Regions from separate parts of the Homo sapiens genome. Here region 2 is linked to region 1. A link is a loop called in an ENCODE intact Hi-C map of the cell type or tissue named here. Cell type or tissue: PC-9. All regions are shown on one strand. Links, peaks and the distances in the headings refer to the core of each region. The heading gives the core; the rest is flanking DNA.

Region 1 (16,016 bases), core at 5,718-8,217:
CCAGATGGATTCACAGCCGAATTCTACCAGAGGTACAAGGAGGAACTGGTACCATTCCTTCTGAAACTATTCCAATCAATAGAAAAAGAGAGAATCCTCCCTAACTCATTTTATGAGGCCAGCATCATCCTGATACCAAAGCCGGGCAGAGACACAACCAAAAAAGAGAATTTTAGACCGATATCCTTGATGAACATTGATGCAAAAATCCTCAATAAAATACTGGCAAAGTGAATCCAGCAGCACATCAAAAAGCTTATCCACCATGATCAAGTGGGCTTCATCCCTGGGATGCAAGGCTGGTTCAATATACACCAATAAATAAATGTAATCCAGCATATAAACAGAACCAAAGACAAAAACCACATGATTATCTCAATAGATGCAGAAAAGGCCTTTGACAAAATTCAACAACGCTTCATGCTAAAAACTCTCAATAAATTAGGTATTGATGGGACGTATCTCAAAATAATAAGAGCTATCTATGACAAACCCACAGCCAATATCATACTGAATGGGCAAAAACTGGAAGCATTCCCTTTGAAAACTGGCACAAGACAGGGATGCCCTCTCTCACCACTCCTATTCAACATAGTGTTGGAAGTTCTGGCCAGGGCAATTAGGCAGGAGAAGGAAATAAAGGGTATTCGGTTAGGAAAAGAGGAAGTCAAATTGTCCCTGTTTGCAGATGACATGATTGTATATCTAGAAAACCCCATTGTCTCAGCCCAAAATCTCCTTAAGCTGATAGGCAACTTCTGCAAAGTCTCAGGATACAAAATCAATGTACAAAAATCACAAGCATTCTTATACACCAATAACAGACAAACAGAGAGCCAAATCGTGAGTCAACTCCCATTCACAGTTGCTTCAAAGAGAATAAAATACTTATGAATCCAACTTACAAGGGACAAGAAGGACCTCTTCAAGGAGAACTACAAACCACTGCTCAATGAAATAAAAGAGGATACAAACAAATGGAAGAACATTCTATGCTCATGGGTAGGAAGAATCAATATCGTGAAAATGGCCATACTGCCCAAGGTAATTTATAGATTCAATGCCATCCCCATCAAGCTACCAATGACTTTCTTCAGAGAATTGGAAAAAACTACTTTAAAGTTCATATGGAACCAAAAAAGAGCCCGCATCAGTAAGTCAATCCTAAGCCAAAAGAACAAAGCTGGAGGCATCACACTACCTGACTTCAAACTATACTGCAAGGCTACAGTAACCAAAACAGCATGGGAACCAAAACAGAGATATAGACCAATGGAACAGAACAGAGCACTCAGAAATAACGCCACATATCTACAACTATCTGATCTTTGACAAACCTGAGAAAAACAAGCAATGGGGAAAGGATTCCCTATTTAATAAATGGTGCTGGGAAAACTGGCTAGCCATATGTAGAAAGCTGAAACTGGATCCTTTCCTTACACCTTATACAAAAATTAATTCAAGGTGGATTAAAGACTTAAACGTTAGACCTAAAACCATAAAAACCCTAGAAGAAAACCTAGGCATTACTTCAGGACATAGGCATGGGCAAGGACTTCATGTCTAAAACACCAAAAGCAATGGCAACAAAAGCTAAAATTGACAAGTGGTATCTAATTAAACTAAAGAGCTTCAGCACAGCAAAAGAAACTACCATCAGAGTGAACAGGCAGCCTACAAAATGGGAGAAAATTTTCGCAACCTACTCATCTGACAAAGGGCTAATATCCAGAATCTACAATGAACTCAAACAAATTTACAAGAAAAAAACAAACAACCCCATCAAAAAGTGGGCAAAGGATATGAACAGACACTTCTCAAAAGAAGACATTTATGCAGCCAAAAGACACATGAAAAAATGCTCATCATCACTAGCCATCAGAGAAATGCAAATCAAAACCACAATGAGATACCATCTCACACCAGTTAGAATGGCAATCATTAAAAAGTCAGGAAACAACAAGTGCTGGAGAGGATGTGGAGAAATAGGAACACTTTTACACGGTGGGACTGTAAACTAGTTCAACCCCTGTGGAAGACAGTGTGGCGATTCCTCAGGGATCTAGAACTAGAAATACCATTTGACCCAGCCATCCCATTACTGGGTATATACCCAAAGGACTATAAATCATGCTGCTATAAAGACACATGCATACATATGTTTATTGCGGCACTATTCACAATAGCAAAGACTTGGAACCAACCCAAATGTCCAACAATGATAGACTAGATTAAGAAAATGTGGCACATATACACCATGGAATACTATGCAGCCATAAAAAATGATGTGTTCATGTCCTTTGTAGGGGCATGGATGAAACTGGAAATCATCATTCTCAGTAAACTATCACAAGGACAAAAAACCAAGCACCGCATGTTCTCACTCATAGATGGGAATTGAACAATGAGAACACATGGACACAGGAAGGGGAAAATCACACTCTGGGGACTGTTGTGGGGTGGGGGGAGGGGGGAGGGATAGCATTAGGAGATATGCCTAATGCTAAATGATGAGTTAATGGGTGCAGCACACCAACGTGGCACATGTATACATATGTAAGTAACTGGCACATTGTGCACATGTACCCTAAAACTTAAAGTATAATAATAAAAAAAAAAGTTAAAAAAAAAAAGTTGTCAATAGATAGGAGTGTCTGGGTTGTGATAAGAAGTTGTAGAGACCAAAGTTTCATCATGCAGATGAAGCCTCCAGACTTCAGAGAGAACAGGCTGTAAATGTTTCTTATTAGGTTTAAGGTCTGTGTTGGTGTTAAAGCTGGAGGGGCAAAATGGGGCATGTCCAGCCCCCATTTCCTGTCGGGTCATGAACCAGTCTTTCAGGTTAAATTTTAGAATGCCCTGGTTAAGGAGGGAGTCCATTCAGATGGTTGTGGGGTGAGGTGGAGGGCTTCAAATTTTATTTTTGGTTTACACTACATAGGGTTGTCTCTTACAAGAAAAAAAAGAACAAAAAGATTCCCTCCATCCATATAACCATTGCTCCCTACATGTTATAACTGCTTGTTCTGTTGAGAAACAACTGAAAACTGGATAAAGGTAGAGAATTTATAAATGAAATACAGTAAACATAAATAAGCATATAAAATGATATAAATGTAAATAGCTTTACATAGGTTTATATCTATAACTCAATTTAGTCTTCTCAACAAATTAATGAGGCAGATATTATTATTTTCATTTTATAGATCAGGGAACTGAGGTATAGAAAGTGTGAGTAATTTGGGAGGCAGCTGACACAGTAGTTTGAGTAGACAAACTTCTAGGTTAGAAATTACGTCTTAATAGACAGTTAAGAAAATTATTAGTTACAGTAAGTTAAGTTGAATTAATCCATTGTATCTTATATGTTTTAATTTAAAATTAACCATTTTAAAGTGAATGATTTAATAACATTTAGTGCATTCACAATGGTTTCAATCACCACCTCTATCTAGTTCCAAAATATTTTTATTACCCTAAAAAGAAATGCACCACTCATTAAGCAGTTGCTCCCCATTTCTCCTATTCCCTAAGCTCTGAGCAATCACCAGTCTTTCTGTCTCTATAGATTTCACTATTCTGGATATTTCATACAAACGGAATCATAACGTATGTGAATTTTTATGTACAGCTTCTTTCACTTAACACAATGTTTTTGAGGTTCATCCATGTTGTATCATGTATCAGTACTTCATTGCTTTTTATGCCTGATTAATATTCTATTGTATATACATACTGCAAATTATTTATCCATTCATTTGCTGATAGTCAAGACCCCAGGCCTACTGTGCCAATATGATTTCCAACCTATGCCACCGGTTCCTCCTCAGGGCATCTGCACATGCTGTTCACAATTAGAAGGCTGGATGTGCTTCTGAGTCATGGGGACTTTGACTTAAGAACCTGTGACCAGGTATTGGTCCTGAAAAGCATTTTAGAGGTGTCATATTGAAAAAATTATTCTGGTTTTAGAAGACTTTTGCTGGGGGCTCAGCTTTGCCACCAAAAACTGCTTAATTTAGCATAAGGCCAGTCTGTTTGGACATTAGCTATCTCATGTATTCAGAGTGCCTTCTAGCCATGACAATCTATGACCTGGCATTTTCTGTATGAACAAGTATTTTTTGTTGAATTACATCGAAGTCAATGATCCTTAAAATAGTCATTAATCATTGAAGTTTTTTATTTTAGGCTCTGTTTAACGTTATTTAAAATCTTTGTAACAACCCTTTAAAATAGATTTTTTAAAAATCACACCCATTTTACAGATGGAATGGACAACTAACTTCCCTGAGTCATACAGTCAGAGGGGGAGGGTTAGAGCTCAAACCCAGACAGCCTCATTCCAAACACCAGTTTTTTTTCCACTTTAAACCCCTGCCTCCAGGACACTCTTTCAATTATTTTCTGTTCTCTAAGTTTGCCTACCCCCAACCTCACCCCAAGTCCCATGGGCCTCCCACAAGTGCCCAGAAAAATCTGACTATTTCTCCACTACAGCCATTTTCTAAAAGCTTCTGGAGGCTGTGTGCATCCCTTCTAGTGAAGTATCTGGGAGTTCACCCTGTGTTGCAGAGAGAAGACTCCACCCCTCCTCCCTCCCCAAAGCTACCACAGCTTACTTGAGAATAACAACAATATCATGTGACCCTTACATAGCAATGGTCAATTTATCCATTGATCTCTACTATATAATGGGATTGTGACAGCAATTTTGTAAGTTGGATGAGGATTAATTTTATAAATGAGAATACTGAGGCTCGGAGAGGTCACCTGTGATGGTCACATACCTGGCTCCATGTACACTATTTCCCTCCTGGGCCTTTGCCATACTGTGCTGAGCTGCAGTTGGGGAAATATCTCAGGGACGTGCCTCATCAGGGTAGTCTGTTGTGGACAGCAGAGAGATGGGTGCGTCTCTGGCCACTTAGAGCCACACACACAAGTGCCACTCAGAACACTGGCCCTGACCCTAAAGAATCAATTAGTGGTCTGCCTGCAGCGAAGCTGTTTTCAGGGCCCTTTTAGTGCTCTCACATTCCACCAGGTATCCCCCTTGGCCCCATGAGCTTGACAGTCTTCCAAAATATTTCTGACAACCCCAGTGAGTGATGTTCACCAGATGCTGATCAGGACTCATGTTCTTACATGGGCATAATGGGAAAATCCTTCATTGCATACTGGGAAGTGACCAATAGTCCATGGTGCTTATAACTCTCCCAGTACAGAAAAGTGGAGGAATTTCAGTGGAGGGATGTGGTGTCTTTGGTTGGTTGATTGGTATTGATTTAGATGTTATTTGTCTTGAAAATCTGGCTGTGGGTTAACTAATGCTTACCCTTCCTGTTTTAATCATTCCTACTTCTTTTTCTAATCCATGTGTCACCAGGAGAAACAAATGTAAATATGTGAGGTTGCTGTTTTCAGCAAATTCATTCAGGATTCAATGCCAAACTAGGCTTTTCCTGAAAACCAACAACAAGCACCAACAGGAGGAGATAGAGTTACATTTCTTGTAAACCAACAGCCTGATTTTCATTGACACATTGTGGGTTTTGTTATTGTTGTTGTTGTCACTGTTGTTGATCTGGATAGAGGTACAGGCTTATTTTCATAGCTGAGTTTATGACTAAGTGCAGCACTGCTTCCTGAAACAATTCCATCAACTTAACACATTCACAGCCATGAAGAAATCTACCAATCTGTTCTCTCCTCTGAGTGATCTTTCTAACTTGCAAATGTGATGGTGCTACTTCTTATTTGGGATATCCTGGCTGTAACTGGGATATTTCAGACATACTGGCGGGGCTGAACTTTAACTCCTCTCATCCTTCAATGTTCTCAGGCATGCAAAATTTTCCCTAACCCCTTTCTCCCTCCCTTTTCCCACCATACTCATTGGTGGTCATTTCTTCCTCTCTGATTCATAGCCCCATATACATACAATGAGTTGAGAGGCATAGTTTTTTTTTTTTTTTTTTTTTAAACTTCAGGGGAAAATATCCAAATAGAGCCTGGTGAATATCATCAGAAAAAAGGCAAACTAGGAGAGTAAGTCCTTCCTGTAAAGTCTTGCAGAATCTTAGAGTGGGAGGGGACTTAAGAGGGAAGGTACTTCCCACTCCCTTCTGCAATCTCTTTGATAGATGGTTTTTGTTGTTTTTTTTCAGCTTCCAATAGATCACATCTAGAGATAGGGAAGTCGGTGTTTTTTTTAAAAGAAATATATATATATATATATTATATACACATATTTTACATTGAGCAAAAGTTGATCTCGCAGTGAACTCTCTTATACGTCCTTGGTCGGACTCTGGAGCCATGCAGAATACGCCTACTCCCCGTTCGACATGATAGACCTTCAGATATTGGGGGGGCACTTATCTGCCTTTTGACCTTCAGAAACAGAATGGGGCCCTGGAATCATTCTTTCTGGCATGTTGGGACACAGATCATGCCATGTCTCCCCTGGGTGCCAGAAGTACCTATGAGGTATTTCCCACATGCTTGGCACCAGGCTACTGTTTGGGGAGAAAGTAAATACATTTTATTTCAGAATTGATTAATTTAAACATAAGCAGCATACTCCTTAATATAAGGTTACAATGCAAAAGAAACCAAAAAACAAAGCCAGAAAAATCCAGAAGGTAATTCTTAGAGAGACAGGGAAGGTTCCAAACATTTTTAAATGGATCTAGCAGATTAAAGTTCAGCTGCAGCTCATTATTTATGAAATGTTATTCCTGTTTCTTGCAGAGGGAGAAAGAAGCAGCCAAGAAATACTGCCGTGTACCTCTTGAGTCCACGCACGCTTGCTTAATTTAGAAAAAATTACTAGGAGGGGCCACTATGGGGAGCTGGAGACCACTCTGTAATGAAGCCCATTTCTACTAAAACAAAGTATGCATGAGATGGAAGCAATCTGGGCAATGTTGAATCGATTCGGGGAAATGATCCCAGGATTTTTCTCTGAGGATGCACTCTCAATAGTGGATAGTGATGTTTTCAGGTGTAATTTAAATGCCGTTTTGCTCAGTCAGAGCAATGGACTCAAATTCCCTCTCAGCTCCCTCTAGAGGTTAAAGTGTGCAGCTGCTGGCAGAACTTGTGGGCTTGGAAACCTGCCCATGTCCAGAGGGCAGTCAAGATGAATACAAGGAGTTATCGGTTCTTTCTGTTAATTAGAGCAAAATCTGTTGGTTGAAAAAATTAAAAATAAAGTAAAACTTTACTATTCTCTAAATACAGTAAGGCTGAGATGAAATACATTGTGAATATGCATTCATATAGAAGAGGTAGTAACTGGTATATCAGATAATTAACTGGTATATAAGATAATTCACTGGTAAGTCTTGGTGCAATGAAGAAAGTAAAAATTCCATAATGACTTCCCAGATATACTTACTTCTAAAAAGGCACGTATTTTTTTGGATAATGGATAACAATTGACATGATCGTGATTATAGCCACCAATGATTGAGCTCTTATGTGTCAGGCACTGTGTAAACACTTTACTGGCATTTTTCTCATGTAATCTTCATAAATCCCTTTTAGATAGATTCTATAGTTAGCACCATTTTACAGACCAGGAAGCAAGAACTTAGAGAAGTTAAATCCTTCATACAAGGTCATGCAGCTGACATGTAGTGATGCCTGGATTTGAACTCAGGTTTATTCTCTTAAACACAATAAAATAGTGCTTTCTCATCAGAGGTGCAGGACTCAGCAAGATTAATGAGTAGTCCCAGGTACCCAAGTAGTAAGTGGTGCCATTAATGTGTGGTTGATTGACAGTGTATATACAGTGCCTGGTCCATCATGAATATTCAGTGAAAACCAAGTCCCTTACCCTCTGAAATGACCATGATTCTGACTACATGTGTCCTGAGTATGTCTTCCAGAGCAGAAAAAGCTCTGGGAGATAGCCTGTGCCATTTAATCTTTGCATCCTGTCACCTAGACCTGTACACTGCCTATACTGGGTGCCAAATGAATATTTGCTAAATGAATCAGTGAATGATTGAATTAGGCCTGTCTTCAAGGAGCTTACAATCTGCTATGAATCATAAGTGTGCATATATGTATGCATGCACACACACACACCCCTAACCAAACCCTAGTATACTAGTCAGAAGTGAGTTAAAACATACTGAAGAATATATATCAGCAATGCTGCACTCTTAAGCCAGAAAACTTGCCCATGTTTACAAAGACATGTACAAGAATATTGATTACAAAATTGTAATAGCAAAAAATTGGGAACAACTTAAATGTTCTTCGACATAGGCATGGAGAAGTAAGTTTCAGTTTACTGATGTGATGGAATGCTAAATAAATGGTCTAAAACCAAATGTATAAAATGGATAACTCTAGAAACACAGTAAGCAAAATTATATATAAATATAATGATAATAATAGCTAACACTTACTCAACACATTATGCACCAGGCATTTCTTTATGCGCTCTGCATTTGTTAACCCATTTAGTCCTCACAACCCTTCAAGGGTATAAACTATCATCAGACCCATCCTAGAAGTCAGGAAGTTGAGGAAGGCTACATACATTTCATATAATGTCTAACATGTTTAAACATATGCCAAAAGGCTATACTTTAAGAATGCCTCCATGTGTAGTAGAAGTGTAAAAACATGCAAGGGAATCATTAAACACCAAATTTATGACAGTGATTACATTAGGGGTGATGAAAGGAACATGACCAGAGAGATGAATAGAGGGGGCAGCAGATGTATTTATAATGTTTCATTTAAAAAACTAGATGATTGGTATATGGATATTTTTCATATTATCGTTATATTTTTTCCTGTGTCTGAAATACTTTATAATAAAGTGATCTGCAAGCAGAAACTAAATACCTTGAGACCTCAAAGGAAAGAACCATTACTCCTGATATTTCATGGAGAAAGGGGCATTTAAGTTGAGCCTAGATATTATGGGGAGGATAGTGCTAAAAATTTAGCAAATGTGGAAATCAGTGCATATGCCATGGGAGTGATGCCGTGCACAAAGGTAGAAGGTGCAGCAGCAGGAGATTCCACTTTCCATTCCAAGGCCCCTGGGAAGCCCAGCCTGAGCGACTCACATCCCTTGCTGCTCAGGGTGGCTGTGCATGCATGAATCTATTGGCACCCTGTAGTTCTCTTTTGGGCTGTGGGGTTGGGGGGTGGCTCTTGTCTTCTACTCAAAGGCAGATTGCTGCAATAGGGGGTGGCGGGGGGGCAGGGTCTGTGCTCACAAGCATGAACAATAACTGACAGAGTATTTGCTTTTGAGCTTTGGGAGAAACAATGAGGACTTGTTGCAACTCAAGACCCAGTCAGTGACTGGCTGACAACAAATAGGTGATAAGTGTTTTGCTGAACAAAACAGCACCAACTGTTGGCCAGAAAAGCCAGGCACAGTGGACGATGGCAGACAATCCAGTTGTCAGGCAGCTGTAGCACTGGGGTCTGGACAGTCTCAAACTCCAGATATCACTTCAAGCCAACCTGACTTCCTAGACAGCGTTCTGAATTTGGGTCTCAACCTCATATATATGTGAATATTATTTAGCCCTAAAGAGTGAGAGAAATCTTGCCATTTGCCAAAACATGGATGAACCTGGAGGACATTAAGTTAAGTGAAATAAACCAGACATAGAAAGACAAATGCTGCATGATCTCAGTTACTTGAGGAATATAAACAAGTTGAACTCATAACAGAAAATAGAATTGTGGTTGCCAGGGCCCGGGGTGTGGGGAAATGGGGAGATGTTGGTCAAAGGGTATAAATTTTTAATTATGAATAAAGCCTCTCCTTACAGCAGACACTTGTAAACAAAAAGAGAAAAAAAGGTGAGTAAGTTCTGAAGATCTAATGTACAGTATGGTGACTATAGTTAATAAGAATTGTATACTTGAAATTTTCTAAGAGAGTAGATCTTAAGTGTTCTCAACACAAAAAAAGGTGGGTAACTATGTGAGGTGATAGATATGTTAATTCGCGTGATTGTGGTCATCATCTCACAATGTATGTATATATATTATATATATCAAATCATCACATTGTACATCTTAAATATATACAATTTCTATTTGTCAAATATAACTCAATAAAGTGGGGGGGGGGGGAAGAAAAATGAATATCTGATTAGTGCTGTATTCAAAGGAGGGCTTTTCCTTATCATGCAATGGGAAGACTCTAGAAGTTAAGTCTGAAAACAGGGCCTTGATTGTTGGCTCTTACTATGGGTCTAGATGTTTGATCTTAGGCAATCTACTCAGCCACTCTAAACCTCAGTTTTCTCATCTGTAAAATGGGGGTATTAATAGCTACCATCTGAAAAAGTTGCTGAGAGGAACAAAGACAATACACCAATATCAACCATTTATTGGATATGCATTATGTGCCTAGTTCTATGCTCAGCACTTTGGTTTACTCTTTTTTTATTTTTAATTTTTATTTCTTCTAAAAAGAATGAGATACATGTGCAGAACATGCAGGTTTGTTACATAGGTAGACATGTGCCATGGTGGTTTGCTGCACCTATTGACCCATCCTCTAAGTTACCTTCCCTTGCCCCCCAACCCCCAACAGGACCTGGTGTGTGTTTTTCCTCTCTGTATCCATGTGTTCTAATTTTTCAACTCCCACTTATGAGTGAGAACATGTGGTGTTTGGTTTTCTGTTCCTGTGTTAGTTTGCTGAGGATGATAGCTTCCAGCTTCATCCACGTCCCTGCAAAGGACATGATCTCATTCCTTTTTATAGCCACATAGTATTCCATAGTGTGTATGTACCACATTTTCTTTATCCAGTCTATCATTGATGACCATTTGGGTTGGTTCTATGTCTTTGCTATTGTAAATAGTGCTGTAATAAACATATGTGTGCATGTGTCTTTATAGGAGAATGATTTATATTCCTTTGGGTATATATCCAGTAATGGGATTGCTGGGTCAAATGGTATTTCTGGTTCTAGATCCTTGAGGAACCGCCATACTGTCTTCCACAATGGTTGAACTAATTTACATCCCCACCAACAGTGTAAAAGTCTTCCTATTTCTCCACAGCCTCACAACCATCTATTGTTTCCAGACTTTTTAATAATTGCCATTCTGACTGGTGCGAGATGGTATCTCATTGTGGTTTTGATTTACATTTCTCTGATGATCAGTGATGTTTAGCTTTTTTTCATATGATTGTTGGCCATGTAAATGTCTTCTTTTGAGAAGTGTCTGTTCATATCCTTTGCCCACTTTTTGATGTGGTTGTTTTTTTCTTGTAAATTTGTTTAAATTCCTTGTAAATTCTGGATATTAGACCTTTGTCAGATGGATAGATTGCAAAAATCTTCTCCCATTCTGTAGATTGCCTGTTCACTCTGATGCTAGTTTCTTTTGCTGTGCAGAAGCTCTTTAGTTTAATTAGATCCCATTTGTCAATTTTAGCTTATGTTGCAATTGCTTTTGGTGTTTTAGTCATGAAGTCTTTGCCCATGCTTATGTCCTGAATGGTATTGTCTAGATTTTCTTCTAGGGTTTTTATGGTTTTGGGTTTTACATTTAAGTCTTTACTCCATCTTGAGTTAATTTTTGTAAGGTGAAAGGAAGGGGTCCAGTTTCAGTTTTCTGCATATGGCTAGCCAGTTTTCCCAGCACCGTTTACTAAATAGGAGACCCTTTCCCCATTGCTTATTTTTTCAGGTTTGTCGAAGATCAGATGGTTGTAGATGTGTGGTGTTATTTCTGAAGTCTCTGTTCTGTTCCATTGATCTATGTGTCCCTTTATGTTAAAAACTCTCAATAAACTAGGTATTGATGGAACATATCTCAAAATAATAAGAGCTATTTATGACAAACCCACAGCCAATATCATACTGAATGGGCAAAAGTTGGAAGCATTCCCTTTGAAAACTGGTACAAGACAAGGATGCCCTCTCTCACCACTACTTTTCAACATAGTATTGGAAGTTCCGACCAGGGCATCAGGCAAGAGAAAGAAATAAAGCATATTCAAATAAGAAGAGAGGAAGTCAAATTGTCTCTATCTGCAGATGACATGATTTTATATTTAGAAAACCCCATCATCTCCGCCCCAAAACTCCTTAAACTTATAAGCAACTTCAGCAAAGTCTCAGGATACAAAATCAATGTGCAAAAATCACAACCATTTCTTTACACCAACAATAGACAGCAGAGAGCCAAATCATGAATGAACTCCCAGTCACCATTGCTACAAAGAGAATAAAATACCTAGGAATACAGCTAACAAGGGATGTGAAGGACCTTTTCAAGGAGAACTACAAACCACTGCTCAAGGAAATAAGAGAGGATACAAACAAATGGACAAACGTTCCATCCTCATGGGTAGGAAGAATCAATATCGTGAAAATGGTCATACTGCCTAAAGTAATTCATGGATTCAATGCTATACCCATCAAACTACCATTGATATTCTTCCTAGAATTAGAAAAAAATCTACTTTAAATTTCATATGGAACCAACAGAGAGCCTGTATAGTCAAGACAATCCTAAGCAAAAAGAACAAAGCTGGTGACATCACCCTACCTGACTTTAAACTATACTACAAGGCTACAGCAACCAAAACAGCATGGTACTGGTACCAAAACAGACATTTGCTCAGCACTTTGAATCAGAATCTCACATCATCTTCCCAGGACCTCTAAGAAAGAACTGGAGAAGACAGAGCTTAAATGATTTGCCCCAGTCACTTATTGCCTCAGCTAACAGACTGTGGAGCTGGCATTCAAACTCATGTCTGGCTGATTCCAAAGACTATTACAACACTGGAGACTGCAAAGCACTTTAAGATTGTATTTTCACCACTTATGTAGAAATTATAAACTCATTTCAGCCAGTTAAAACGTCCACTCTTGAATTGATCTGATTTGGAGTTAACTTAAACCCAAAATACACAGGATGGATTTTGCCTTTGCTGTGAGTCCAGAACCCCTCTTTGCTCCATCTGAGCAGACTGAGGACCTGTTTTCCTTTCTGTCTGGGCTCTCAATGGATCAAACAGACACCAACCCCTTCTCAAAGCAGGCATAACCTTCTCTGAGGGACCCAGGTCTCCAAATTCCCAGGGTGGTGCCTTATCTTCGACCTCAATTCCTTGTCTTCTCAGCTTTTTAGCAACAGGCACCAACCAGGTGCCTATGGATTTTTTTTCATAGTCTCTCAAAGCTAAGTCCTCAAACCTCAAATATTCACTTGATTTGCCAAACACTTCCCTGAGTTAAGTGTTGTGGAAATTAAGCTTTTCAATATCTTCTCTATATCTCTCTAGCCTATAAAGAGGTCCAGCCACTTCTCTGATACTGGTATTATTTTTCACATTGTATTGCATATTAAGAGCTTGGTACTCCCAGCTCCATACCACTTACCACTTCCAATACATTAATGAGCTTTTTGATAAAATGTACTAAATACTAAACCATGTCAGATGTGGCCATGAGACGACTTTTAGGGTTTTTGGCCATAAGAATACACACATTCTGGCGGAACCAAATCGTTTTTTTAAAAAATATCACGGAGTATGAAAAACCAAGAGCTATAGCCTTTGGCTTGAGGTCCTTTTGGACATTTTTTTTTACTTTCAGAAATCAAAACAGGAATTTATGAACTATTCTTCCATCGGTACAAATCTTAGTGAGCTTCTAGCCACATCCGGACCCTACACATATTTTTTCAAGGCCACAATTTGAGAAGCTGTAGCCTCTGGATAATTGGAATTATGGAATTTTTGAGTTGGAGGTTACCCAAGAAATCATCTAGTACAGGATTCTGAAACTTCTGGTAAGTAAGGATTAACTATTCAATCATGAATGGCACTTTACATACATTAACTTATTTTGTCCTCCCCCAATTCTCATAAAGTACATTCTAGTATTATTCCCATTTTATGGATGAAGAAATGGAGAAACAGAGAATTAAGTTACCTGTCCAAGACTCAACATCAGGTAGTAACACTCCACTTAACCACATCTTTATACTGCATCTTGATCAAGGTAGAAATACAGGCCTCAAGGTGGGATGACTTATCAAGATCACAGAGCTAATAAGAGTTCACCTCTGTCTGAGTCTGCACCTTGCTTTCAGAAAGCTATTGAGGAAGTACTTCATTACTATTTACCCCATACACATGGGGGTGTTGGTGGTGGTGTGAGGTAAGTAGCAGTGAAGCACCTCCTTCCTCTTCTCAACTTCCCATACTCAGAATCTCAGCACTCTGACCTTGAGGGTGCTATGGCTTAGGGGTTGGGGCTGGGGGACAGAGTGAAACCTAAGTCATGGCTCTTGCTCTCAAGGATTTTCTTGCATAACAACTTCTTAAAGTCACAAAATATTCTTGTAGTGATTTCAGAGCATACTTCTTTGAAAAGATTAAAAACCACCAATAACAATTAAAAAAACTCATAAACATCCTAATTGCATAGAATGCATGGATAAGCAGAAGGAAGTAAAACTTATAGTCTCACCACCAAAGCACAACCACTATTGACATTTTGGTATATGTTCTTGTCACTTTAAGACAGTACATATATTGTTAGTTGTGACTATAAACAAAAAGCAATGTTATATCCTGCTTTTCCAGTAAATATTGTCTGCATTATGACCCATTTTGGTAAATATCTTTTTAAAAGTTTGTGTAATACACCGTGATAAGGGATATGCCATAATTTACTTAACTATTCCTTTGTTAGGCATTTGTGCTATTTTCTAAATGTTTCATTATCATAAATAATTGTAAAGAGATTTTATGAATAAAACTTTTATGATATTTAGGTTTACTTCTCTTGGACATATTTTCAACATGAAAATACTGGAATTTCTCTTCACCTGAAACATCACTTTATTAGGAAATTCTCAGTGCTGATGTTAATTCTTAAACTGTTAACTGTCTATATGGAAATAAGCAAGTCATTGTGGGATTTTAAATTCTTCTTAAATGAACTATTTTTTTTCCAAATCATATCAATACTATAGTTCATTCTTTGGTAGAATGACAAATAGAATTACCCTGCCCACTAACAGTACAAGCACATCTGAAAGTCACACAGCATCAGAAAGTGGTTAAGAATAAGAATTCTACCTCTGTGATAGTCCTTTGAAAAACTCATAACTTCAGTCTAATAATGAGGAAAACATCATATAAACCTAGTTGGGGGACATTCTACAAGATACCTAGCCAGTGCCCTTTAGGACTGTCAAGGTCATGAAAAATAAGGAAAGATTGAGACACTGTCATAACCCAGAGGGGATGAGGAGACATGGCAGCCAAATGTAATGTGGTACCTTGGATTGGATCCTAGAACAGAAAAGAGGCACCAATAGAAAAACTGGTGAAATCCAAAGAAAGTCTGGAGTTTAGTTCATAGTCATGTACCAATATTAATTTCTTAGTTTTGATAAATGTTAAATGATAAAACCATGGAAATGTTAACAATGTGGGAAAACTGGGTAAGGGGTATACATGAACTCTTGTACTACCTTTGCAACTTTTCTGTACATCTAAAATACTCCAAGATAGTAGTTTTTTTTTTTTTTTTTTTTTTTTTTTTTTTTTAAAGATGAAGAACAAGCGATCTGGAGCCAGTATGATTTGGTTTTCAGTTCTGGGTCTGGCATTTATTACTGCTGAGTGGCCTTGGACAAATTATTTCCTTGAGCTTTAGTTCATCTAGTATATACATAAAAAATTACCTACTACAGGGGATTGTAGGTTTTGAAAATAATAATGCAGTTAAAGCACTGAGCATTATTCCTGGCACAAGGTAAGCACTCAACAAATGTAAGCCATATGTTTATTTTGTTTAGTTTGAAGGTTCTTCTTTCCAATTCTTAGTTTCCTCTAAGGTAACTAAGTCTCGTTTAAAAGTTAAACTCAATATAAAGAAGACAAACTGTTGCATGAATCTGGAAATGATAACTGATGTGGGCTTTGGGGTCATTGCTATTGTTTTCTATGTAGTTATTTTAGGTCATTTCCTAAA
Region 2 (16,016 bases), core at 7,311-9,810, 110 kb before region 1:
AGGTGGCTGCTGAGTAAACAGACACATTATACTGCAGGGCAGAGTGACGCTGGTTTGGAACAAAGTGTGGCACATGGAGGCACAGTGATGAGTGAAGAAATTCCCTTTGGGGGGCAGATTGGGATTGTGTCATGGAGAAAATGGTCAGGTAGGAAGAGATAGGCAGATTTCAGCAGGTGGGCCTCCAGGCTGAGAAGACAGCACAAGGAAAGGTTGAGGGCTGGAGGCAGGAGGAAGAAATACCTGGTGTATTTGGGAAATGGGAGGTAATTCCATGGGTTAGTTTCCTGGAATTATCTACTTTTTTGTCTAACTCACCAAAAATATAAGTTCCTAGAGAACAGGATTTTGTGTTGTCTTCATCTCCATCTGAACTGCTGCTGCAGGACACAAAGATAAGGACCAGTGGGCCTACACTCCGACCCTCGGGGGCTTACAATCAAGTCTCACCTCCACCACAGCGAGCTGTGTGACTTTGGGCAAGTCGTGGGGCCTCTTGAAGGCTTCTTCTCATCTATCAAATGGGGATAAAATAGGGGCTGCATGGGGATGATTGTGATGATCAAGTGGAAAAATATATATGAAAGAGCTTGGTGAATTATAACATATGCTATAAAACAGTGGTAGCAGTTTTAGCTTTCACAGTGCCTCCAATGTGTCATGTACTGCCCTAAGTGCTTTACTTAACCCAATGAGGTTGTGTCAGCCATGGAGGTGTGTGGCTCAGAACTATCTTAAGGGAACCTGCTGAGGGAGGGCAATTGGTGGACAGCCTTCAGCCGCCACACTCTCCCTGGATTGCTTAATGACTGAGCATGGAGGGGGTGTGGGGGAAACCATTCCTGCCCAACCGAGACTCTGCTGGGGCAGGAACTTCTCACTGGCCTGACTGAGCTGGGGAGACTCTCCCTGGGCTCTCTTACTCAGTCCTCGCTCCCTTCTGCTCTCCCTTCACAGGTGTCTGACCTGTACTAGAGTTTGAAGGCCCCACTCACCCCCAACTCCTCCCACTCCCTCCCCCTTTATTCTTCACAGGTGTCTCCCCAGTACCTTTCTCACTCATCTATTTCTCAAAGGACCCGAGAGGTAGGTCTCATCGTTTCCCCCATTTTTTAAATGAGGCAACAAGACACAGAGAGGTGAAGCAGCCTGCTTAAGACCTTGGACTCGTAAGTGCAGGAGTCAGGATTCAAAGCTGGGCTGTTGGGTCCAGAGTCTGTGGTCTTAAGCACTCAGTCATGCTGCATGGGTGGCTCTTCTGCATACCAACAAGAATCAATTTTTCTTTTTAAGGACACTGTTCTGGGTCCATACTGCTTTCATATCACTGTATTAGGTGTGGGGGAGGGTGTAGTTTAAGGGACAGAAAAGAACAGGAATTATCTGTTAACCCTTCACCCCAAGGCCTGGGTACACGTAAGATCTGAGCTGGGTTTAGCACTTTGTCAAAGATACCACAGGTTTACATTTAGAAAGATGGTGGGTCCTGGCCTCCTCTCTCACTCTCCTAATCCCCTGGATTGGACACCCTTGAAACTGTTTAGGATTCTTCACTGATAGGGGTGTGTGCGTGTGTGTGTCAGTAGGGGGGACCTAAAGGGTGAAAGTGGTGCATACATGGTGCCTACCCTTCCACATGCTACCTTCAAAGTGACCATCAAAGGTCACTTAGAAGCATCAAACAGCCAGAAAGAAGAAATGATAAATGATAGTAGAGTAACATGATGAATAGCTAGGCAGTAATTAAAATTGGTGGTTTTAAGACTTTGCAGTCACCTGGACAAATTTGTAAGAGACTATTTAAAGTGGAGAAAACAGGATACAAAATTACACAGATATCATAATTATAACTCTCTGAAGCACATACATACAGAGCTTGGAAGGACATACATAAAAATGACTGAAAATAGTGTTACTCTTGGCATTGGCAGAAAACATTCACTTTGGCAGTTCTTACAAAGATTAAAAGGGTCCATGGTGAGTTATAATTTGGAATGTTGCCAAGTCACAGATTTGAATCTTAGTGCATCAAGCAGCATAGAGTGAATTTCTCAATCCTGCATATGCAGTTTCTGGGGTAAGTTAAGTTCCCCAGTGGCACTAAGGGATTTTTAGATTTTCAAAAAATTTCTCAGTATACTGCAGTAAAGATCAAAGGTCAACCATAATGAGATACTGCTGAGATACAAGGGTGACTATAAAAAGCTTTTAAAAAGTCCTTATATTTTGCTTTCCTAATAAAATGTTCTATGTCTCAGATACTTTAACCACAAAAAATGAAAAAAAGTTCCCATATGGATATGACGTTAAAAAATAGATTCTTATGTTTGTATAGAGCTTTCAAGTAATTCACTCATTTGTTCCTTCTAATAGTCTGACCTCTTCTCATCCCATTTTAGAGGAAGTTGGAGTTCAAGGGTTTAAATAAACTGCCCAAGCTCACAGAGCCAGAAAGTAGCTACCCTGAGATTGAGCTTTGACTGGGTCTCATGACGAAGCATCCTCTTCGTCCCATCACTTGATATTGTGGGGGCCAGGGAACCAGGGAGCCAAGGGGCAGCTCCTCACCCTCTGCCGGGTCCTCCTGGAGGAGGTCAATTGTGGCTGGGAAGGTCCAGACTCTTGACTTGCAGACCGGGCTGGGGAACGGGGAGAGCTGGAATGAGTTCAGAGGAAAGGCTGTGTATACATCTCTAGTCAACTGGTTCTCCTTTAGCAGGAGTGGAAATGGCTTCTCTAAAACAGTAGTGGGCAGAGCTCCTATGGCTGACTTGGCACAACATGGAACAAGAAGCCCACATTCTGCCCTGTATCCGCCAACTGATTCAGATATAAGAATGCCTGACAGCAAGGGGTAGGAGTAGTAACCTGCCTGGACCCCCTCCTTGCAGTCCTCCTCTGTCTGGACTTCTTCATAGGTGTTTAGAGGAGAAGATTTCAGCAGACAGTATTGCCAGATAAAATACAGGATGCCCAGTTAAATTTGAATTTCAGATAGGCAATAATTAAAAAGAAATGTTTAGAATTAAGTGTGACCCATGTATTACATGGAACACACTTATGCTAAAAAATGTTGAATTGCTTCTCTGAAATTTAAATGTCACTGGTGTCCTGTATTTTTATTTGCTAAATCTGGTAACCCTATCTACAGAGGCAGAGGAATCTTCAAGTTTGGAGGCAACGTGCCGCAGGGGAAAGGACACTGCTGGTCCTGGTGGCTGTGGTCAGGATGCTCCCCTCTGAGCATCCTCAGTAGGGCCCAAAGGGGCTCTAGGCTTTCAAATCAGATAGACCTGGGTTTGAATTGAGGCTTTGTCACTTGACTAGCTCTGTGGCTTTGGGGAAGGTATTTAACTTTTTTCTGCTCTCTGTTAAATAGGGAATAATGATTTCTATCACACAATGCAAGCTCTTTGAGCTCCTCATTCATCCGCATCTCCCCAGCTAATTGTACAGTGATGGCACACATAAGCCCTTGAGAAGCATTTAGTGATATGATTGCAGAGTCCTGGGACTGGGCTAAGGAGATGCTGAATTAAAAATTAAGAAGGTCTTAGAAATCACTTGGTTCTGCTTCCTCCAAATGAGTTTTTGAAGGTTGGAAAGAATAAATGAGCTGCCCAAAGTCACAAAACACATTTGTGGAAACAACAAGGCAGAAATCATGGTTTCTAGACCAGGACTCTTCCCAGGGTGGGGACCAGGCTTATTCACTTCCATACTTTAGTGTTCAGTGGGTGCCTGGCACCTAAATATTGAGTGACTAAATCTTTCCCCTCTGTTAGATAGTTACTAAGTCCCCTTTGGAACCAAGTAAGTCAATGATTATAATTTTAGGTGAAGGCCTTTATTCAAAGTGGGTGAAGCAGAACTTTCTCCTCTGCTGTGGGAGTTAGAGGGTTGAATGTGCTCTCTATGGCTGTTTGCCCAGCTCTGCCTCCCGTAAGGTTTTTCTTGGAGACAAAATGTCATGGAAAAAGAAATGGTTTCCTCCTCTTCACTGCCCATATCAGTGAGCACTGGATTTCAGCTGGAAGACAGATAAACCTCCTGGTTGAAAAAATATTTATCTTGCATAGCAACAGGCATTCTGTGATGTTACTTAGGGAACCTGGGGGTCTGGGAGGTCACGGGATTGGGTTCACGCTGTGGGCACAGCACGCTTTCTCCTCACAGTGGCAGTCCCACCTACCACTCATTCCTTGGGAAACTCAGCTAAGCCTGGGGTAAGATACAAAGATCCTAGCAAGGGCATCCTCATGGGTTACACGTGTGTAGAGAGTGAGCTCTATGATGGCACCACATGGTGAATGCTGAATAATGATAATCTTGCAAGGTAGAAGAAACCCTGCAATACCCAGCTTGGTTGTCAACTCCATGCTTCCTTGGCGATCCAATAACATCCAAAGCACTATTTACCAGGCTCTGCTAATGATCTGCTCCCATGTTTGTTTCCCTAACCAAACATGACTCCCCTCCCTCCACCCATTCTTCAGTTCCAGAAGAGCACACAGCATCTCCTTCTGAGTTGAATTCATAGAGGCTCAAGACTTCTGCCAAGAGAAGATCTCCAAGGCTCAGCAGGGTCATTTTAAAGCCAAGCTCCATCCCCCGGGATTCCCCCACCCTGCCTTAGCACAGGGTGGGATAACCACTGGGTTTCGAGTCAAACCTTGGGGAAGCGCTTTCTGCTCTGAGCCTCGTTTCCCATGTAAAACAAGGGGGTTGAACGAGATGGTACTCAGGCCCCTTCTAACCTGAATAGTCTGTGACTGGCTGCATGTGGATGAAACAAAATAAATCCAATCCACACGTAGCCATGATGGAAGGCTGAGCAGGCGCTCCCTTCCCCTACCCACTTGGAACTTAATCATGGGATGTCCCTTCTTCATGGGATCATGGCGCCACATATTTATTTTTCCAAATCTCCTTGGTATTGGCAGGTAAAAGTGATGCAGAGTTTCAGGGCTGTGGACAGCAGATGTTTTCCTTCAACAGGAAACCTGGAGGGGTGTTGTCTTTGACTGTGATTAAAGCTCCTGTTGCCTCAGGAGTTTTTATAGAGACATACATACACACAGATGGTCAAGTTATTCTGACATTAAAAACCCTCATGACAGCATCCTCCCTGCACGGACATGTGAGATAAAAGTGTAGAAGGCCAAGCTTCCCTCTGTTACATCTCAGGCTTGCTCTGAGCAAAAGGTGTGCCCTGGGACTTCTGGGGGGAATATCTTGCAAACGGTTTCATTGAAAAAAAAAAAAGGAACTGTAGTTGGGAGATCACATAGTGAATCCATTTGAAAAGAGAAAAATCACCATCTTCCTAATGTTGGTCACTTTATAACTTTGAAAATTTTGTGTCCTGAGTTTCTTCAAGTGGGTCTGGAGGGGGCCCACCATTCCCTGGAGGGGAGGATGGTGTAAACAGCATTGCTATCCTCTGACTTGATCCTGAGTGTCCATGGGATCCTGCCTGTGTGAAACACTCATTCTCGGCCCCCATTTCCCAGTCTATAATGCAAACACCTGACCCCTTGGAGCAGTGCACCACAGTGGGCAAGGCAGCTGTGGAGCCAGACAGCTGGGTTCCAATCCCAGCTCTGATACTTAGAGCTGTGGGACCTGAGGTAAGTAGTTGACATGTTTCAGTCTCAGTTTCCTTATCTGAAAATTGGGAGAATAATATACTGGGGAGGAACTGCTTCCTCTCACCCCCGGGGCACATAGGAGGGCAGATCAGGGCATGTTCCCTCCTCCTAGACAGGGGTACTCTGGTCCCTCCCTGACATAAGGATCAGACCCAGGGAAGGTTCTCTCCCCTCCACATCCAGGAGGGAGAGGTGATTCTAGAGGCCTAAAGCACCAGAAGGAGAAGCAGACGCTTTGAGTAGATGTGACACGCGACTCATTAAAGTGACCAATTAGGTGACAGTGTTGAAACACTGACAACTAGAACATTCTATTCAGGCTGACCCTCATTTGTCTCCCTCAGGCTCAGCAGGGTGCCTGATACCCACTAAACACTCAATAAACTTTTATTAAATAAGGCAAAGTGTTCACAAAATAATCTTAATTGAAAAAATTAGAACAAAATTACATTATGATTACACCTAGGTAATAACTATCTTTATGTATAGGCATAGAAAAATTTTGGAAAGAAACACAAATGCAACATTGTGGGAGAAATACCATTTCCTTTTTCTTTAAAATTTTGAATAATGTTCTAAATTCATTTTAGCAATAAAAATTCTAAAAATCAAGAAATAATCTTTACTTATAAAGCAACAGAAATTAGGCACAGGTGTAATGTGGGGAGAGGAGCACAAACTTGGATTCGGCTCCTAGCCCTGCCGCTTCTAGCAGATCTTCTTGGGCAAATAAAACTCTCTGGGCCTCAGTTTCCTATGCTGTAAAAAAGAGGGTAATGATAGATGCTCCACTCACAGGGTTATTGCAAGGCTTAAACTGAGTGGTCCATAAAAAGGGCCTGATCCACAATTACTGCTACTTTCCAGTCATTTTTTCTGGTGGATTTGTTACAAGTTAGAGCCAGCTCTAAACTTCAGCATATCATTGCTGAGTGCTGGACCTTCAATGACAAAGGATCCCAATGCACCAGGGCAGACAGCACCCTTCCAGTGGATGCAGTGGCCTCAGAATCAAACTCAATCTGTTCCAATTCTTGCCTAAGGCCAGCTTTTAGAAGGAATGAAGGTCTCAATTAAATCCAGCTGGAACACAGCAGGAGGTGTTGGAAAGGAAGAATAAAACAAAGTTTGCTGCGCTCATCCACGCCTGCAAAGAAGCATTCTTTGAGGCCAAAAGACAATTTCAGCAAAACTCAGATATCTGGCTGGGGGAAGGGCATTGCTGTGCAGAGCAAAACTTGAAGACTGGTTTTGATGAGCAGCTGTAAAGCATGTATCCATATCTAACCTCCTGTCTCCTGAGCTGGTGAGGAGACACATGGAGACCAGGTGGTTTTAGAGGTTGAAGGATGCTTAGTAACTTTCTGGTCTAGTCTCTCAATATACTGAAAGGCAATTAAGTCTAAGGAGGTGCAATGACTTACCTGGCTCATCATGGTACTGGAACCAAGGTCCCTGGCTTGTCATGGTACTGGGAACCAAGGTCCCAATCCAATAGTTTTCCCACTTTCTTGCTCTCCCTCATCTCATTCCCACCCCCAGGATTTCCCAGCTGTTAAGCAAGGTCTGCCCACCGTTCCATCATTTGATCATATCTGCAGATGAAGCCTGAATAAGCATCATTCCTTACTAGGATCTAAAGTGCTTGCTTTTATTTGAAATGGGGATGCCTGGGCTGGGTGCAGTGGCTCAAGTCTGCAATCTCAGCACTTTGGGAGGCTGAGGCGGGCAGATCACTTGAGGTCAGGAGTTTGAGACCAGCCTGACCAACATGGTGAAACCCCATCTCGACTAAAAATACAAAAATTAGCTGAGCGTGGTAGCACATGCCTGTAATCCCAGCTACTCAGGAGGCTGAGATAGGAGAATTGCTTGAACCAGGGAAGCAGAGGTTGCAGCGAGCCGAGATCACGCCACTGCACTCCAGCCTGGGCAACAGAGGGAGAGTCTGTCTCAAAAGAAAAGAAAAGAAAAGAAAAGAAAAGAAATGGGGATGCATTGTGTTTAGGGAAGAGGAAGGCCATGTAAAGAGTCTTGGCAAATTTTCTTAAGAGAAATCACTGCAGAATGCAAATAAGAATAACTTCTTGACACCGTGAATCAAGAATTTACAAAATGACCATTCCTTTTGCTTCAATACTTACTTCTAGAAATTTATCCTAAGGAAATACTCAGAGATAGGGACAAAGACTCATCTGCAAAAATGGGTACCAGAGCACAATTTATATTTTAAAAGACTAGAAACAACCTAAGTGCCCAACTGTGGGGGTTTTCTTATGTAAATTATGATACATCAGGTAGCTATTAAACCGACACTATGGAATAATGGTTAATAGCCTGAAAGAAAACTCATGACAGATAATTAAATTTGAAAAAGAAATATAAAATACTGTATATATAATAAGAACACCACTTTTATTTTATAAGTGCGTGGAAAAAAAAAAGGCTGGGGAAATATACCAATATGTAAACAATGATTAGTGCTTGTTATGTGGCTGATATCTTATTTTTAACATTTCTCTGAATTTTCTCTATTTATTTATTTATTTGAGACAGAGTCTTGCTGTGTCACCCAGGCTGGAGTGCAGTGGTGTGATCTCGGCTCACTGCAACCTCTGCCTCCCAGGTTCTCCTGGGATTCTCCTGTCTCAGCCTCCCCAGTAGCTGGGATTACAGGTGTGTGCTACCACACCTAGCTCATTTTTGTATTTTTAGTACAGATGGGATTTCACCATGTTGGTCAGGCTGGTCTCAAACTCCTGGCCTCAGGTGATCCCGCCCCGATCAGCCTCCCAAAGTGCTGGGAACACAGGCGTGAGTGACTGTGCCCGGCCTCAATAATATGCACTGATCTCAAAGATAAATGTAATTAAGAGGGAATCCTTGGATATTTTTTCATGTTTTCTGACACAGAGACAGAGCTGCGAGTCACAGACATGCCCATGGTGGTTCCCAGAGCAGAGAAACCCTTGGCTGGGGCCTGAGCTCCTTAAACCACAAACTGCCAGGACTCCTGCAGCTGGATCTCACCTACGCTTGGCTCAGTTTCTCTCACTGGGTTTGCAGGACACTAATCTGTCTGATTCAGACATTTTGGCCCCTGGTGCTTTGAATTCCAGTCATTCCACTGGGGCAGCCTGCCTTGAGAATGCTAAAAAACACAGCCCAGTGGTCACACCCACCTCAAGGGAAATAGAAACTGCCTGGGGTAATGGGGGTCAGAGAGGAAGGAAGCCCAAGCAGGGGTCATTGTGGGTACAGAGGGCCTCATGGAGGTAGAGGAGCAAGGGGGCCCAGGAGTGGGAGAGGGAACAGGATGGAGCTAGGGGTGGGCAACCAGGGAAGAAGGTCCTCTACTCCACAACTGTGTAGGGGGAATGCCCTGGTCGGGAGGATGCCAAGAAAGAAATGGCCCATTGCTGTGTAGATATAACCACCCACAAACATGCTCCTCACCCTGTCCCAGTTGCCACCTTTTGGCCCCAGAGCTCCTGCCCTGGGCAGTGGGTTACCTCATTGTTGGTGCCGACGTCCAGCAGCACAGGGAGGCACTGCTGCGGGTTCACCCCTCCGCATGCCGTGTACAGGGCCAGCTTGCCCACAGGGATGCCCATGCCGTAGCAGCCCAGGTCTCCCAGGCCCAGGATGCGCTCCCCATCAGTCACCACCACGGCCTGAAAAACAGCAGGGCACCATCAATCAGGGACAGCACTTCCTGTGACAGGGTGCTCATTTTAGCAGCCCCAGCCCATCAGGCTTGGCGACTGGATGCCCACTGACTTTGCCGGTGTGAAAGAGCTTGTCTGGGATAAGGCCGGAGCATTTATTCACCTGCAGGTGACCAGTCCTTCCTGGCAGGCTGGTGACAAACCCTACTGAGAAGAGATGGCAGAAAGATGCCTGCCTTGCATTCTGAGCTTCAGGTGGGGGCTGCAGAAACAGCTGGAGGGAAACCACATTAAGTCACTTCACTCTCCCTCAAGGAAACTAAATAGACACTCTCAGCCTGAGACTCGGGGTGGTGGGTAGGGAAGGGCATAATTAAAGGAGAAAATAAAAAATACGTGTTCGTGCTGCTGCTACAGCTCCAGGGTTTAGAGGCTAATCCAAGTGCTCTCCGACCTACTCCTGGATTATGAAAAATCCGATCTGCAAAGAACAGGGCTCCTTGTGACATCTTCTAGGATCACTATTGCATATGAAATCAGGAAGAGTTTCAAGCTACACTGGGATTTACCTTTTGCATTTGGCAAAGAATTGCTGAGGGCCTACTATGTGCTAGATGTAGTGCTACTTCAAGGCTTACCTACTGTGAATTAATAGATATGAATGAAGCTGATGATGATGATAGGAATAATTGTATTATTATAATGGATATTCTTTTATTCATTCATTTAATACATATTTATGAAGCACCTACTTTGCATAAGACACTGTGACAAATTCTGTGGGAGCTTCAGTTTGCACATCTACAAAAGCAAATATGCATGGACACAGCCCTTAAAGGATTAATGGGCTAAAGGAGAGATGGAATGTATATATTAATAATCATGATTCTGGGAGGGAAGCTGGACTGCAGCAGAATAGCATAAAGGGTGGCAGAGATTAGAAGATGGGAGGATAACCCTTCATGGGTGAACGGACACACATGCCCTACCTTGGACAGGTGGAGATTGTGGGGTATGGGTGGGGAGAAGGGCATTTGATACAAAAGAAAGTTAAAATCCAGGGTAGAGGTGCTGGGGGTGGGGACAATGTAGGATGTGTTTGGGGAGCGAGGAGATGTAGGTTGCAGGAAGGGAAAAAATGGGAAGTCAGGCAGGAGTCAGACTGTGAAAGACCTTGAATGTCTAGCCAAGGAGAGCCCCTCAGGGTAACGGTGAAGTTGTTTGTAGGCCACTCTCACCTGCTCACCAGCACTAGCTATCTCTATCTCTAAAAGAGTTAAGTTTATAGGTCCCTCATCCCTTCATTGGAACCTGGCTTTGGATCCATTCTAGGCTACAAATGTCCTGATGGGCTATGAACACCATAGGGTTTGGTTAAATCCATGAAGGTACATTGCTGGGCAATGGGGGTAAAGAGATGAAGACCCATTCTTTCCCTGGAAGAGTTTATGATCTGGTACCCAAAGGGCTACGGGATCTTCTCACTTCCATTCTTTCTCTTTTAGTGGAAATAAGTGTAGAGATTCTTAAAAACATTCCTCTGCTTCTGGAAAAGGGTCTCTGGAGAGTGCAAGAGATCCATGAAAATCATGATATTCTCCCTTAGATTGGTCTACTGCCTCTGTGGAGAGTGCTCAAAGACTGCATCTCATGTGACCTTCCCCATAGCCTGGGCAGGTAGGCGGATCTGAGATTGTTATCTCTGCTTCACCGGTGAGCAAACAGAAGCTCAAGACCTTTATTTTCTCCATATATTTGTTAAGTGTCGGCCACATGCCTGGCACTGGCTGGATGTTTCCACATCAGTTATCTTAAAAGATTAGATGACTTTGCAAGGTCATCTTTCTAGTGAATGTGACAGGGCAGGGTTCCTGGTTCAGGGCTCCTTCTACCACCCCAACTGGCTGGGGTAAAGTGCCTGTGATCTTGGCAAAGTCCTGCCCTGCTTTGGCGCCACCCTCTCTGCAGCCTGCATCTGACCTCCTCTTGGTAGATCTCCCTGTTAGAGACTATGCCCTCATGCTGCCTCTGGGTGTCCAAACTCTGGGCATTTCTCTATCATCTCTCCTAATTAGAGCTTCCTTATTATGGTTCCCATTCTGTCAGAATCCTTCTCTGTGCTGAAGGGGCAGTGAGTGACATGAAGTTAAACAGAGGAAATCTGCTACTCCAGGCTGTTATCCCCACAACCCTAGGATGGTGACAGGGCTCTGTAGTGGCACTCTCCCAGCCTGGACATGCCCCAGGGCACTCTACTGCATGCCCAGCTCCTCTGAATGAGTGTCTCACCTCCATCTACTGTCCACCCGCAATCCTACCATGGTTATAGTTGAGTTATTCCAACAGTTTCACAACCAGACTCCTTGCCTCTCATCTTCCTTCCTTCCATTCTCTCCTGCCAACCAATGTCAGATTCATTGTGTCAAAAGCCCATTTTCATTATGCCATTCCCAGGCTCAAAGACCTTTAGTTACTTTGAACTGTCCATAGAATAGAGTCCAAAATACTTAACTCTTTAATTATCTGAATCCAACAGACCTTCTGAAACTTATCTCCTGCTATACATCTGTACACAATTGCCTTCTCTGGCTGTGCTGGCCTTCTCATTCTTCCCAGGCACACTCTGAATTTGCCTACCACCTCTCCATCTCAACCTCTCTATTCCTTTTTCCTGGAGGGTTCTTCTCCCCATTCGTCAGCAGCATAAATCCTGCCCATTATAATCTACTGAAATTTCTCCTTCCCCTGAATTGCCATATCTACCACACACCCTTCCTGTCTGCTTGCCTGCCTTTCACAAGCGTGTATTAAGGACCCACTGCCTGCCAAGACCCGCACAAGGTGTTATTTAAACCTTTGATGGTGAAAGCAGCTGGGTTGTTATTTAACTTTGTTTTAAAATGCACATTTTATCTCACAAAACAGCCTTTGTGGTTAATGGCAGGTGCTTTGGAGTCTGATAACCAGTTTTTGAATATAGGATCCTTGATGATGTGCCATGTGTAATTTTAGACAAATAGATAACTATTCTGAGCTTCAATTCTCCATAAAATGCATATAATAATAATAATAATAATACTTAACTCCTCAGGTTGTTGTAATGATGAAATAAAATATGTCTCATTTTAACCTGGTGCCTTGTATAAAGTAAGAATGATGAATAAATGGTTGCTGCTCTTATGACTGTAATGATGATGATTATTTAGGGCAAAGATTATATCTCAGACTTTGAAATTATTTCTGATCTCTCCAGTTTATCATTAACACAGAAAGACCATGCAATAATTATCTGTTAAATGAATGAATGAAAAAGAAACCAAGGGGAGACCTTGGCAAATGCAACATTTAGTAAAGTCTGGCCATGTGAAGCTTAATGGCTTTAACCTTGGCATCCTCATCCATTGTTATGGCTCCTACTGTCCTCTCTAAGTAGATGACACCTGTAGATAACTGTCTGCTGGACATTGCTACTCAAATGTCCAATAGTCTTCCCAATTCCCACAAGTCCCTAACCAAATGAATCCTCTTTTCCCTCTTACTCCTTTTGAGCCTTTTTACTCTGCTGTCCTCCTGCTCTCTGTTACCCTGTATCTTCCAAGTTCAAAAACGTCCAGTCTTCTTTGATTCTTCTCTGTTAGTCAACCACAGCCAATTGGTCACCAAGTTCTGCTGATTGTGCCTGCTTCCTATTTTAAACATCTGTTCCATTATCTTCATATTATTGCTACTGCCTCGGATCAGATCATCCATCTTCACTTGAGCCACTGCACTGTTCTCCTAACTGGTCTCTCTACTGGATTTTCCCCATTCCATTTCATTTTTTCTGAAGCATGCCCAGATATATCACTTTCTTGCCCCCAAATCTCTAATGGTCCCTGATGTCTGTAAAATAAAACCCAAACATCTTAGACTGGCACTTAAAGCCTTCCATGGGCTAGGCCCAAGCTGCCCTTTGAATTTCCCCTTTATTCTTTCCATGCTCCATCCAAACTGAAATATTTCCAATTTTGTATAAGGCTTGTACTTTCTTGAATACATGCCATTTTACTTCTCAATTTCTTTATCTCCTTGATACAAATCTTACCACCCTTGCATGTTTCAAGGAACAGTTCAAAAAGCATTTCCCTCCAGGAAGCTTCCCTTCTGAATTTTATCACTTCCTTCTCTGAATTCCCATAGCATTTTCCTCACCTACTAAACCTATCACTCCCTTCCTTGTATTATAGTTATGTACATTTCCTTGTGCTTCACAGTAGCTTGAAGCTCTTCTAAGGCCAGTAATGGGTTGTGTCATCTTTGATTCATCAGCACTTAACTTGGTGTCTGTAATGTGATACACACTCACAAATGGTGGGCAATGTGATAGATCCAACAGAGAAAACAAAGTGTCTTCTGCGCTGAACAGAGTTCAGACCTGCTGTGGATTAACAAGTTCAGAGAGAAGACACTGCACCCTGTTTTTCGTGACATCAATGGACCTTACGCTGGGAGCCACTAGTTCTGCAAATTGTCAAAAGGCTGAGGGCAAACCTGGGCAGCATCCTTGAACTTTAAAGCCAAGCAAACTTTTCTACAACAACAGAATCACATTTTCCTTGTTTGGAAGAGTTTTATAATTCATAACTCCCCTGTCTCTCTGATGGCTCAGGGGAGGTTTGGGGGAGGCTGTGCCATATTCTTCCTTTGCCCACCTGCCTCAGACCTAAGGCCTTTTCTGAATTATTGCCCACACCCTTTAGTTTGGGTGGACCCAATGGGACTGACCCAATACTGACCTGAGGATCAAATGTCCTTGCTTGCTCTGGAGCTTCCTTGGACTTGTAGCTATGGTCATAGCTACAAGGGTTGCCCACAGTGCTGTTTATACAACCCTCTTCTTCCTCTTTTGTTTCATCCTTCCTTCTCATCTTTCCTTTTATCCTCCTCCTCCTCTTCTTCTGCTTCTCCCTCTCTCTCTTTCTACCGCAAAAATAATGCACACTTCTTAGTTTCAAATCTTGGTTCCACTTCTCCCTTGCAAAGAACCTAACCTCTCAGCTTCCTTGTCTATAAAATGGGGATAACAATAGTCCCTACCTCTTACAGGGTTGCCATGAAAATCCAATGAGTTAATCTATGTAGAGCACTTGGCATCATACCGCATGAGGTGGATACGATGATGTGCTGCCCAGATCCTCCTGCAGGAATGAAAGAGTTATTTTCCCAGCTGTATCCTCAGATATCAGCCCACTTAGGGGAATTTCCTCTACTGAAAAGAGCCACCTTGCCCAAAGCCACACCTCCTTCCAAGGGCAGCCCCATATAGGAATCTAGAGACCCACTCCTCTGCCTCACTTCTGGATGCATTTGAAGGGCCATCCCAGGTCCAGAGCCTCCTCAGGGGCTCAGCGAGCCTTGCTTGAGATCTTACGGCAGCCCAACCTCTCCTTCTGCTCTATCCTGTTTCCTTCCTTGCCACAAGTGTTGACTGACAAAAGAGCACTCCCTAATACGTCTCTGAGACTGTTTTTCAGGAAATCTAACCTCTGACAATGAGCACAGAGTGGGGTTTAACACAGACTGGGCCAATGCATGATAGGTAGGCACTTGGCACTAGCAATCCGCTCTAAGTATAAACACCTAAGTGGCTGTTTACAGAGGATGTGCCCAGTAGCAGAGGAGGGTCCCTTGGCTCTCAGAACCTCCTCCTGCGAAGCTCCTGGGACTGGGGTGAGGGAGAGATTTAGGAGCTTGGGAAAACTGTTAGGGAGGAGGCTATTCTCAGCTGGACCTTCCTATAGGCTCCAGGCAATGGCCACTGTGGGAAAAAGTCAGAAAAGCAGTTCTCACTCCTCTTTGTGATTTACGCTGGACAGCTCAAGGCAGCCTGGCCTGGCCCGCCCCCTCCTTCCTGAAAAGCAAGTCCCACAAAACTTCGTGGTCTCCCCAGCCCTGGGCTTTGGCTCCATTTCCATCGCAGCCTACTTTTCTTACATTGCAGTTTTCAACTCTGCTTTCTTGCTGGGAAACCATAGAAAGTCATTTTTTACTTTCTGAGTTGATTCAGAGGCTCCTCTGAACCACTCCTCTTTCTAGGCAAGCAGCTAGCAACAGGCCTAAAGATACCTGTGCCTTGAAAAACTCTGTCTCCCCCACTTAGCAGTTGCTGGAGAAATGACTTAGAACCACAGCTCTGGGCTGGGCACCAACACTTAATTGTGGGTAACCTCAGACAAGTCACTTAACCTCAGTTTGCTCATCTGAGACACAACCCTATACATTCTTTTTTTTTTTTTTTTTTTTTTTTTTTGAGACAGAGTCTCACTACTCTCTCCCAGACTGGAATGCAGTGGCCTGATCTCGGCTCACTGCAACCTCTGCCTCCCAGGCTCAAGTGATTCTCCTGCCTCAGCCTCCCGAGAAGCTGGGAGGACTACAGGTGTGTGCCACCACACCCAACTAATATTTGTATTTTTAGAAGAGACGGGGTTTTACCATGTTGGCCAGGCTGGTCTCAAACTCCTGACCTCAGGTGATCTGCCCACCTCGGCCTCCCGAAATGCTGGGATTACAGACTTGAGCCACTGTGCCCAGCCCTTTTTTGTTTTCGTTTTTGAGACAGAGTCTTGCTCTGTTGCCCAGGCTGGAGTACAGTGGCACAAGGTTCACTGCAACCTCCGCCTCCCGGGTTCAAGCTATTCTCCTGGCTCAGCCTCCT

Evidence for each region. Hi-C counts contacts between places; a loop is a spot of excess contacts. Peaks named below come from ENCODE experiments on the same cell type or tissue, not always from the same donor. Only the 100,000 strongest peaks of a DNase experiment are listed, where the experiment ranks them.
Region 2: it touches region 1 in a loop (7-fold over the local background); 3 of 110 quality-filtered maps call a loop at or near these places.

Annotation. Positions count from the first base shown.
Region 1 is chr11:86,601,490-86,617,505 of GRCh38, forward strand. All of the region lies in intron 2 of ME3 (malic enzyme 3), which reads right to left. Among named protein-coding and RNA genes, the nearest start is that of ME3, 63 kb to the right of the region's middle. In PC-9, for the core only: CTCF peaks have their summits at 6,963 and 7,164; a DNase peak (open chromatin) is centred at 7,072; H3K27ac peaks cover 374 bases.
Region 2 is chr11:86,488,800-86,504,815 of GRCh38, forward strand. It overlaps ME3 (malic enzyme 3), which reads right to left. Exons shown (of 15, transcript NM_001161586.3): 6 at 9,164-9,325. Among named protein-coding and RNA genes, the nearest start is that of CCDC81, 120 kb to the left of the region's middle. RefSeq lists enhancers at 8,576-9,177, 9,178-9,779 and silencers at 15,104-15,304, 15,441-15,510. In PC-9, for the core only: no CTCF peak of the experiment used is centred there; a DNase peak (open chromatin) is centred at 8,732; H3K27ac peaks cover 2,500 bases.